2 separate regions of the Homo sapiens genome follow, and region 2 is linked to region 1. The links are chromatin contacts, found by Hi-C or POLR2A ChIA-PET in ENCODE. All regions are on one chromosome and are shown on one strand. Each heading gives the region's core, a stretch centred on a gene start or an enhancer-like site at or near the end of the contact. The rest is flanking DNA. Distances are from core to core; before and after follow the strand shown.

The links. A loop is a pair of places that touch in the nucleus more often than their neighbours do. ChIA-PET counts read pairs that join two places held with the same protein, here RNA polymerase II (POLR2A). Pooled maps may share reads with other maps.
Region 2: a pooled map shows a loop between it and region 1 (13-fold over the local background). The contact joins the promoter of ZFYVE1 here to the promoter of ABCD4 in region 1. A Hi-C loop is called at or near these places in 8 of 50 pooled maps. POLR2A ChIA-PET finds 5 or more read pairs at or near these places in 2 of 52 experiments (HEK293T and activated T-cell).

What each region holds. Positions count from the first base shown.
Region 1 is chr14:74,299,217-74,304,771 of GRCh38, forward strand. It overlaps ABCD4 (ATP binding cassette subfamily D member 4), which reads right to left and starts at 3,718. Exons shown (of 19, transcript NM_005050.4): 1 at 3,659-3,718; 2 at 934-1,052; 3 at 332-459. The coding sequence starts at 3,696. It also overlaps a transcript of VRTN not described here. RefSeq lists a silencer at 3,467-3,546 and an enhancer at 3,807-4,166.
Region 2 is chr14:73,024,360-73,029,773 of GRCh38, forward strand. It overlaps ZFYVE1 (zinc finger FYVE-type containing 1), which reads right to left and starts at 2,747. Exons shown (of 12, transcript NM_021260.4): 1 at 2,567-2,747; 2 at 1-583. The coding sequence starts at 149. RefSeq lists a silencer at 2,450-2,659 and an enhancer at 2,890-3,089.

The DNA.
Region 1 (5,555 bases), core at 2,468-4,967:
GCAGCTCTGGCTGCTGAGCCGTTTTAATGAGCTGCCGGAAATAAGAGTTCTAGGAAGGAAAGGGGCAATGATCAGTTCTGCTAAATGCTGAATTAAACCAGAACCTGTGGCCTGGGCCCAGGAGTGGAAACATCTGAGGAATCAGTCCCACGTGGGCCAATAGCAAGATCAACGTGCTTAATAAAGGCAACTATCCCTTTAGTTCCCAGAAAAGGGAGGAAACACACCCCCACAGCTTGCTTCCTGCTTCCTGGAGGCTAAGTTCCACTAGGCATTACGGTCACACTGGACTGGAGAGGACGAGAGACACAGAGAGAGGGAAAGATCTTACCGTGGAGTTCAGAACAATGAGCATGACAGCCAGGAATGTCAGAGTCTTAAACCCTTCCAAGTCTTTGTTTCCCAGGACCCCATAGTACTGACTGGGGATCAAGCCAACCTGGTAGATCACAAATTGCTCTGAAAGGAGGGAGAGGAGTAAGAAATCAGTGATGAGGGGTTAAAAAGAAGGGAGGCTTCTTCCTGAGTCCCTGCCTCATCAGCACCCCAAAGAGATGAAAAGGGGCCGGGCGCGGTGGCTCACGCCTGTAATCCCAGCACTTTGGGAGGCTGAGGCGGGTGTATCACCTGAGGTCATGAGTTCGAGATCAGCCTGGCCAAGATGGTGAAACCCTGTCTTTACTGAAAAATACAAAGTTTAGTCGGGCGTGGTGGTGGGTGCTTGTAATCCCAGCTACTCAGGAGGCGAAGGCAGGAGAATCACTTGAACCAGGGAGGCAGAGGTTGCAGTGAGCTGAGATTATGTCACTGCACTCCAGCCTGGGCAACAAGAGAGAAACTCTGTCTCAAAAAAAAAAAAAAAAAAAAAAAAGATGGAAAGGGACCCCAAACCAGAGCTCCCCTCCCTCCTCTAGTCTGGGCTCACTCACTCACCCAGTAGGGTCAGGCACAAAAGGGTCAGGAACATCAAGGCATTTTGTGATGACCAAGAAGGAAACAAAACCTTCAGTATCTGCAGGAACCGCTGGAGAAATTGCAGATCTAACCTGGGCCTGAAGAGAAGGTGGGGAGGCAGAGAAAAGCCCAAGACAATAATTAAGCCTTAGGGAGTAGTTATTAAGCTCATCCACATTGTTCTGTAGAGGGTCCAGGCCATGCAGAAAGAATGGTTTTCAAATGCTGAAGATGGTAGGCTGGGAACAGACCACGGATACAAAGGAAATTCTTTGGCCAAGCGTGGTGGCTCATGCCTGTAATCCCAGCTACTCGGGAGGCTGAGTCAGGAGAATTGCTTGGACCTGGGAGGCAGAGGTTGCAGTGAGCTGAGATTGCGCCATTGCAACAAGAGCCTGGGCAACAAGAGCAAAACTCCGTCTCAAAAAAAAAAAAAAAACCAAAAACAAAAAACTTAAAAAATTACAAATGGATTAAAAATCTAAACGTGAAAAGTAACACTATCATGTTAATAGAAGGAAATGTAGAAAAATGTCTTAATGAAGATACCTTAAAAACCTATACAGGGGAAAACTGATGAATTTAACTTCATTAGAGTTAAATGTTTTTATTCAACACAGTGCCATAGATTAAGTTAGAAGACTTGGAGGTGGTATCTGCAGAGTGCAAAACCAACAAGGACTTGAAATCTTTATTTTTTTGAGACGGAGTTTTGCTCGTTGCCCAGGCTGGAATGCAACGGCGCAATCTCGGATCACTGCAACCTCCGCCTCCCTGGTTCAAGTGATTCTCCTGTGTCAGCCTCCTGACAAGCTGCAATTACAGGTGCATGCCACCACGCCCGGCTAATTTTTGTATTTTTAGTAGGAGACGGGGTTTCATCATATTGGTCAGGCTGGTCTCGAACTCCTGACCTCCGGTGATCCACCTGCCTCGGCCTCCCAAAGTGCTGGGATTACAGGCGTGAGCCACCGCGCCTGGCCTAAAATCTTTTTTTTTTTTTTTTTGAGACAAGGTCTTGCTCTGTTGCCCAGGCTGGAATGCAGTGGTGCGATCTCAGCTCAGGGCAACCTCTGCCTCCCGGGTTCAAGCGACTGTCCCACCTCAGCCTTTTTAGTGGCTGGGAGTACGGGCGTGCGTCAACACGCTCAGCTAATTTTTGTATTTTTGGTAGAGATGGGGTTTCACCATGTTGCCCAGGCTGATCTTGAACTCCTGGACTCCAGTGGTCCACCTACCTCAGCCTCCCAAAGTGATAGGATGACAGGTGTGAGCCACCGGGCATGGCCAGGATCTAAATCTAGAGCCTACAAGAATTCCTGCAAGCCAGGAACATAGGAAATCCACAGAGAAGTGGGAAGGGATATAAACAGGCAATTCAAAAAAGGGAAAACCCACGTTTAATAAACACATGAAAATGTAGGCCGGGAGCAGTGGCTCACGTCTGTAATTCCTTTATGCACTGCCCGTCGGGAAGTGTAATCCCTGCACTTCGGGAGGCCGAGGCGGGTGGATCACCTGAGGTCAGGAGTTCAAGACCAGACTGGCCAACCCCCCCATCTTTGCTAAAAATACAAAAAATTAGCTGGGTGTGGTGGCGCGCGTCTGTAATCCCAGCTACTCAGGAGGCTGAGGCAGAAGAATCGCTTGAACCCGAGGCGGAGGTTGCAGTGAGCCGAGATCATGCCACTGCATTCCTGCCCGAGCAACAAGAGCAAAACTCCGTCTCAAAAGAAAGAAAGAAAGAAAGAAAGAAAATGTACACGATGGGATACCACCTTACACCCCCCAGACTGATAAACATTACAAAACCAGCCGCCACTGAACGATGGAGGGATACCGGGAAACAGGAAGCTTTATGCACTGCCCGTCGGGAAGTATAAACTAGTGTGACCATTCCAAAGAACAATCCAGCAAAATTAGATATGACCAGGACCCAACTCTGGGGTGGATACCCAGAGAAATGCAACAATATGCACAAGGAGACAACTGCCAGAATATTCGTTACAGTGTGGCTTGTGGGGGTGTTAATACTAGAAAAAAATCTATCCACCACTAGGGGAATAAGTCTATGCACACAGCACCCCTCATGCAAGCACTCAGAAGTGAAAACAAGATGACTAGCATGGATGGACTCAAAAACACAATGTTGAGGAAAAAGGTTTAAAGAAAAATCACAGCATATTATATTGAAGAATTCGAAACCGCTATATAGATTTCAAAGTAACACTTGCACAAATTTACCCAAGGTGGACCGTAAAGCCACTTATATAACACACCAGAGTGGCTGTCTGAAAAGGGGAGTGAAAGGGGTCTGGGAATAGGAACGAAGAGAGGAAGTGATAAAATAAACAAGGAGCCTTGCATTGGCCCACAGGGTGTCAAGAACTGAGAAGGATCAACTCAATTTTGTGCACCTGAGGTTCTTCTTTTCAAAAAAAGAATGCCAGTTGCGAGGGTGAGGGTCCCACACCGCAGGAGATGGCACAAGTCCGGCCAAGAACGGAGGGGGCCGCGGCCGGTGCGGAGCGGCCTAGAGCGGCGGGAGGGCGGACGCCCCTTCGAGAGCTCCTCTTTCTCTCAGAAGTCACGGGGGCGAGACGGGGGCGCCAGGGCGGCGGACGAGGCACGGAGGGCAGGAAAGCCCATTCCCTACAGCCCGGAACTCCTGCTCCCAAACCTCCTCCCCGACCGCCCTGCTTACCTGGCGCCAGCTCCGGGCGCGGGCCCCGCGACCGCCATGACCTGAGACCCGAGGGACTCTGGAGCCCAGCTGCCCCTAGTTCAGTACTGGGTAGAGTCCGAGGAGGGGCGGGGCCCCGGCTACCACAGAGACGGCGTTTGATAGAGAGGAAGGTGCGGGAGACGCGGACTCTCCCGGAAGCGACCGACGTCTCTAAAAGTACCAGAGAGTGGACTCGGCTGACCCGGCGGCTACAGCGCCCCCATATTTTCTGGGAGACTTCCCTTTTGACAATAGGTATCCGAGAGTGTAACTACTTTATGGCAAGTATTTTAGATTCTGTGTATAATAGATGTTTTACATATTCTCCCAGAGAAGCCAGCATGATCTTTAAAAAAGTATAAATTAGGCTTCCAGCCGGGCCCGGTGGGTTACTCCTGTAATCCCAGCACTTTGGAAGGCCAAGGCGGGAGGATCGCTTGAGCCCAGGAATTCAAGACCAGCCTGGGCAACATGGCAAGACCCCGCCTTTACAAAAGACAAAAGCATTAGCCGGGGATGGTGGCGAGCGCCTGTGGTCCGAGCTACTCTGGAGGCTGAGGCAGGAGAATCACTTGGGCCCGGAAGGTCAAGGCTGCAGTGAGCCGTGACTGTGCCACTGCACTCCAGCCTGGGCGACAAAGAGAGACCCTGTCTCAAAAACAAATAAATAGATGATAATGATCGATAGATAAGATAGATAGTTGAATGAATGAAATGCTTATCAGTTGACTGATTAGTACCCAAAGGGAGGTGGGAAATGGCTCAAAAAAAACCCAAACAGCATGATCCCACAGGTCCCTAAATTTGAATCTGGATGTGTCTTCTCACTTTCCTCCAATCCTTATTAAGTTTCAACTGCAAGCCAAACACTCTACAACATGCATGTATCACTTGTCTTTATGAAAGTTGCAGTCTAGCTGGGTAGGTCAATCAGTTGACAATTACAGATTTTTTTTTTTTTTTTTTTTTTTTTGATACGGAGTGTTGCTTTTGTTGCCCCGGCTAGAGTGCAATGGCGCGATATCGGCTCACGGCAACCTCAGCCTCCCGGATTGAAGCCATCCTCCTGCCTCAGCCTCCCGAGTAGCTAGGATTACAGGCATGTGCCACCACGCCCAGCTAATTTAGTATTTTTAGTAGAGACAGGGTTTCTCCATATTGGTCAGGCTGGTCTTGAACTCCTAACCTCAGGTGATCTGCCCGCCTTGGCTTTCCAAAGTGTTGGGATTACAAGAGTGAGCCACCGCTCCTGGCCTTTTTTTGTTTTTGTTTTTGTTTTAGACGGAGTTTCGCTCTTGTGGCTCAGGCTGGAGTGCAATGGTGCTATCTTGGCTCACTGCAACCTGTGCCTCCCGGGTTCAAGCGATTCTCCTGCCTCAGCCTCCCGAGTAGCTGGGATTACAGGCATGCACCACTATACCCGGCTAATTTTGTATTTTTAGTAGAGACGTGGTTTCTCCATGTTGGTCAGGCTGGTCTCGAACTCCCGACCTCAGGTGATCCACCCACCTTGGCCTCTCAAAATGCTGGGATTACAGGTGTGAATCACCGTGCCCGGCCTACAGCTGTCTTTATGAAGTGCTATGACAAACATACCATACAGCAGGGGTTCTCAACTTTGGCGCCATTAAGTTTTGGGGCCTGATCATTCTTTGCTGTGTAGGCTTTCCTATGCAATGTAGGATGTTTAGCTGTATCCCAGGCCTCTACGCACTAGATGCCGGTGGCATTCCTTCTGACCTAGGCATCCCAAAATGTCTCTAAACATTGCCAAATGTCCCTTAGGGGAGAAAGGACCAAAATTCCAGCTTTACCCCACCCCCTAGCATTGAGAACCACTGCCCCAGAACCAAAGAGAAAGGCATTTAACTCAGCA
Region 2 (5,414 bases), core at 1,497-3,996, 1.3 Mb before region 1:
TGGAGCTCCTCCTCGCAGCGGAGACACTGCAGACTGCAGCACTCATCACACTCAAAGATAGCTTCATCAGTCCCGCTGCAAGCGTAACTTTCCTGGCACATCAGCCCCGGATTCAGGCCCTTCTCTGCTGGGGAAGTCTGGGCACTCATACTCACGCTGGTAAGGAAACACACCCACCATATAATAGTCACTGAGCTTGCCCCGGGGGTGAAGACGAAGATTTGAGTCTGAAGACTGCACGAAACTTCCACAGGGTTCTGAACACTTTAAAAAAGAACACCTTTCATGTCCTGTTATAGTTCTTCACAAACAAATGTTCAAATTTTTAATTTGCTGCCTCTAAGACTCTTGTATTAGCAGCAACGTTGATTTGGTTTGATGGTTTCATCCTCCATAAAGTGCAAGCAAAGATGTGGTCAAAATTGACTTGGAAGGGTCTTTTATGGCTATCTGAGAGAGGTCTGATGGGTTCACGGTGGTGGGTTCATCGGTTGGACATCAGCTACAAAGTTTTGGTAATGAAAGAAAGTGGTCAGGAGCTTTTCAATATAATTCGACCTGAAGTCAGTATTTCAGGGGATACCTAGAATAGAGGAAGGAAAAGGATTTCACTCATCTAAAAAACAGAAGTGCACCTTTAAAAAAATTTTTTTTGACTAAATTAAATATTAGCCCAGAACTGCTGAGAGAAATCTCATTCCTCTTTTTTTTCTTTTTTTTTTTTTTGAGACAGAGTTTTGCTCTTGCTGCCCAAGCTGGAGTGCAATGGGACAGTCTCGGCTCACTGCAACCTCCGCCTCCCGGGTTCAAGCGATTCTCCTGCCTCAGCCTCCCAAGGAGCTGGGATTACACGCGCTAGCCACAATGCCCAGCTAATTTTTGTATTTTTAGTAGAGACGGGGTTTCACCATGTTGGCCAGGCTGGTCTTGAACTCTTGACCCCAGGTGATCTGCCCGCCTTGGCCTCCCAAAGTGCTGGGATTACAGGCGTGAGTCACCGCACCTGGCCAGAAATCTCATTTTCTATCTTAACACTTACACTGGCTTGTTGTATAGCCAGGCGCAGTGGCTCACACCTGTAATTCCATCACTTTGGGAGGCCGAGGTGGGCAGATCACTTGAGGTCAGGAGTTCGAGACTACCCTGTCCAACATGGTGAAATCCCATCTCTACTAAAAATACAAATATTAGCTGGGCATGGTGGCAGGCACGTGTAATCCAAGCTACTAGGGAGGCTGAGGCAGGAGAATCACTTGAACCCAGGAGGCGGAGGTTGCAGTGAGCCAAGATCTTGCCACTGCACTCCAGCCTGGAAGACAGGGCAAGACTCCCTCAAAAAAAAAAAAAAAAAAAAAAATCTCAAAATTGTGGCTAAAGCTCCTCCTCTTGACAACAAACGCCACCTCTAGGCCCAAGGCATTTAAGAGACTTTGCTGCTCTATTTCCCAGACTGGAATTTTCTGTTCATTCAGATATTAAATTCAGAATCTAAATCACTAAGTGAGTAGTCCTTGGAAGGACAGCCCTCTGCACCCCCACATGCATCCCACAATTGGGAGGAGTGGAGAGGCCTTCACAAAGCTAATGAAAATGTAATAATAAACTTTAGATCTATCAAATACCTGGGCCGACCTGGTTAGCCTTGTAACTGGATTGTTTCAACTCTAGCTAGATGTATATTAAAGACTCAAAACTTAGAAACAATAGTAACAATTTCATCTTTAAAAACAATTTTTTTACACTGTAATTCTTCTGTCCCTTCTTTCACTAACTGAAAAAAAAAAAAAAAAGGAGCAACAGGAGACAATTCCTCTACTTTGACCCATGGCAAAGCCAGGCCTGCAGTGAATCAAAACAAATAATTTTTCTCTTTGTCACTTAAAAACTAACTTAAAAATAACTTCAAAATACGAAAAAAGATAACTGGGGCAAGAAAGGGGCTTTTGTCACTTTGACAATTATATTCCTAATTCCCCCTAGCCTTGACCCGCATTCCAAGGCCCCGACAAGGTGTAAAGCCCTGCCTTTCTGATAGTCACTCCTCCCCTACAGTAATCAATCTATCAACCTTATTTTCAGATAAACAAGGAAGGCGAAGGGAGTGACTAGGGGATCTTATTTACTACAATCTAACCTCAGACATGCCCAGCCAGCTCCCAAAACAGAAACAAAAATCAAACTTGTCACAATTGAGAAAAATATAAAATCAACCTTCAAAAGTACACCTCACGCCCGGCCATGTCAACCAAACATTTTGCCCACTCGGGCCCCCACCTCGACACCTCTCCCCAGCCGGGGGTTCCTCACCCTTCCTTCCACCCGGACACCACCGCCACAACCCGAGGGGCAGGAGCGGAGCCTAAGAACAAAGAAGGTCCCCCAAAATCCCCCCCACGCCGGCAAAACCCGGAGCCGAATCCATTGTTTATACCACCCCACCCCCACCCCCGCCGCACCCGCCCCCCCTTCCTCCCGAGGGCAGCCTGAGCCCCAGGACGATCACTCGCCCCGCGCTGGGCCGTGCCCTCCCCGCCCTGCCCTGCCCGCCGCGGCCCGGGGATCCCACCACTGAGAAGCTCGGCCGCAGCAAGGCGGCGTCGGGGGGCCGCAGGGCGCCAGTGGGGGCAGAGGCTATTCCTCAGGACACCGGCAGATCCATCCTCATCTCCATCTCCGCCACCCTCCTCCTTCGTTGCCTCCCGGGCTTCCTCCTCTCCTGTTGTCAGTTGGGATCAGCTGATCGGAGTGAACTTCTCCCAGCTCGGACTAACAGGAAGGCGTGAGCGGTGCAGCCCAGAAAGGGAGGAGCGAGAGAGGGAGGATCCCGGCGCCAGCAAGGGCGTAGTGCGCACTGCCTCCTGGGAGATGTAGCTCCTCGAGGCGCGCTCTCGCCCCTCATCCCGGAAAGGAAGACTCTGAATGACTACAACTCCCAGTACTGAAGAGGCTGCTCTTGCGAGGAGGCGGTGGGGACAGGCTACGGAGGATTTCGGGACTTGGAGTTTTTGCATTGAGTGTGGTGTCCGCAGGTTTCAGCACGTTCTTTTGGGTTGTAACTGGGGAAGGCATGGTGCTACATTAGAGAACTGATGTAATAATGTCTAGTATAAGTGGGAAATGGTGAGTCAATTAATTTGGATTCAAGTAACCTCTTGCACACCATTCCCTCAGAAACGTGTGAGCACAGACAGTCTCCACCTTCCCAATTTCACTTCGCAAAAACTAAGGAAAAGACCAGAAAAAGTGATAAGAGGATATAGGTACTCTTGGGAAGTTTTTGTTGTTTTTCCCCCCTTGGCAAAGGACAAAATTACAACGAATTTAGTTTTAAGATCTCAGTTGGCTTTATTGCGACTCTAGGATCAGGCAACACTTCATTCCAGAAAGTGGAGTGAATGTTCTGATGAGCTGAGCAGGAGAGGTTGGCTTTGTAGACAGAGAAAAGCTTGAGGAAGCAAAAGCAAAGAACAAAGAGCATATTGGTTTCTTTCTTTCTCTTTCTTGTCATTCTTTTCTTTCCTCTTTCTTCTCTTTTTTTCAGTCTTCTCATGGGACCTTGACATATTGGTCACTTCTAAGCTACTTTCCTTGGAAGGTGAGGACAGAGAGACAGAACAATAGAAAAATAACTGATTAGTTGACATCAGTTACTTCAGGCTACTTCTTTTGTGTAAGGATTACAACAGAGGGAGCTTCATTATCATGCAACATTAAAACAAGCCTGTTTGGGAAACTGGCTGTCCTTATCCCTCTTTCCTGATTTCTCTGAAGGTCAGATAACAACTTAGCTTGGGTTTGGTAACAACTTAGTTTGGATTTGGTGAGGTGAAACTTTAGCATGGGTGACTCCATTTTTATTTTAGCCAGGTCTATTGGGGCCTGGTGCAGGAGTTTAGTCCAAAACAAAGGCCTCCTATCATTTTTACTTAACACCCTTCAAGGGTATTCTCCAAGCCAACCATGAATTTTTTTTCCTACCTATTATTTTTCTGATCTTTCCTTCTATAGTTTCAGAACTTCTCAGGCTGGGCGCGGTAGCGCATGCCTGTAATCCCAGCACTTTGGGAGGTCGAGGTGGACGGATCACCTGAGGTCGGGCGTTCGAGACCAGCCTGACCAACATGGAGAAACTCCATCTCTACTAACAGATACAAAATTAGCCGGGCGTGATGATGCATGCCTGTAATCCCAGCTACTCGGTAGGCTGAGGCAGGAGAATTGCTTGAACCTGGGAGGCAGAGGTTGCAGTAAGCCGAGATCACGCCATGGCACTCCAGCCTGGGCAACAAGAGGGAAACTCTGTCTCAAAAAAAAAAAAAAAAAAAAGCTATTATACTTTCAGAACTTCTCAATTTGAAATTATCTTTGAGGGCCAGGCACGGTGGCTCATGCCTGTAATCCCAGCACTTTGGGAGGCCAAGGAGAGCGGATCATGAGCTCAGGAGTTCAAGACCAGCATGGCCAACATAGTGAAACCTCATCTCTACTAAAAATACAAAACATTAGCTGGGTGTGGTGGTGTGCACCTGTAATCCCAGCTACTCGGGAGGCTGAGGCAGGAGAATCACATGAACCCGGGAGGCAGAGGTTGCAGTGAGCCAAGATCGCACCATTGCACTCCAGCCTGGGCAACAGTGCAAGACTCTGTCTCAAACAAGAAAAAAAAAAAAAGAAAGAAATTTTCTTTGCGTTAGATGGGCTAAATTTTCAGATAAGTTTTCAGGCTACAGTGCAGGCTAATGGTTAACATTTATCAGGCTTTTTTTTCTTTTTTTATGGCCTTATATTTGTTTAGTGCTTTCACTTTTTGTTTGTTTCTTGAAACAACATTGAAAGAAAGCCTGAGTCTGTGTTGCCAAAGATTGACTGCTTGCTCTAGAAAAGCTCCTGAAGGCCTGGTGTGGTTGTTCCTGTGTGTAATCTCAACACTTTGGGAGGCCAAGGCACGCAGAGCACTTGAGGTCCTGGCCAACATGGTGAAACCATGACTATACTAAAAATACAAAAAATTAGCTGGGAATGGTGGCATGTGCCTGTAATCCCAGCTACTCTGGAGGCTGAGGCAGGAAAATCACTTGAACCCCAGAGGCAGAGGTTCCAGTGAGCCAAGATTGTGCCACTGCACTCCAGCCTGGGCAATGGAGCAAAACTCCATCTCAAAAAAAAAAAAAAAAAAAAAAGAGGCTGGGCGCAGTGGCTCACGCCTGTAATCCTAACACTTTGGGAGGCTGAGGCGGGTGGATTGCCTGAGCTCAGGAGTTCAAGACCAGCCTGGGCAACATGGTAAAAACCCATCTCTACTAAAACACACACACACACAAAAAATTAGCCAGGCATGGCGGCGTGCACCTGTAATCCCAGCAACTAGAGGGACTGAGACAAGAGAATCACTTGAACCCGGGGGTTGGAGGTTG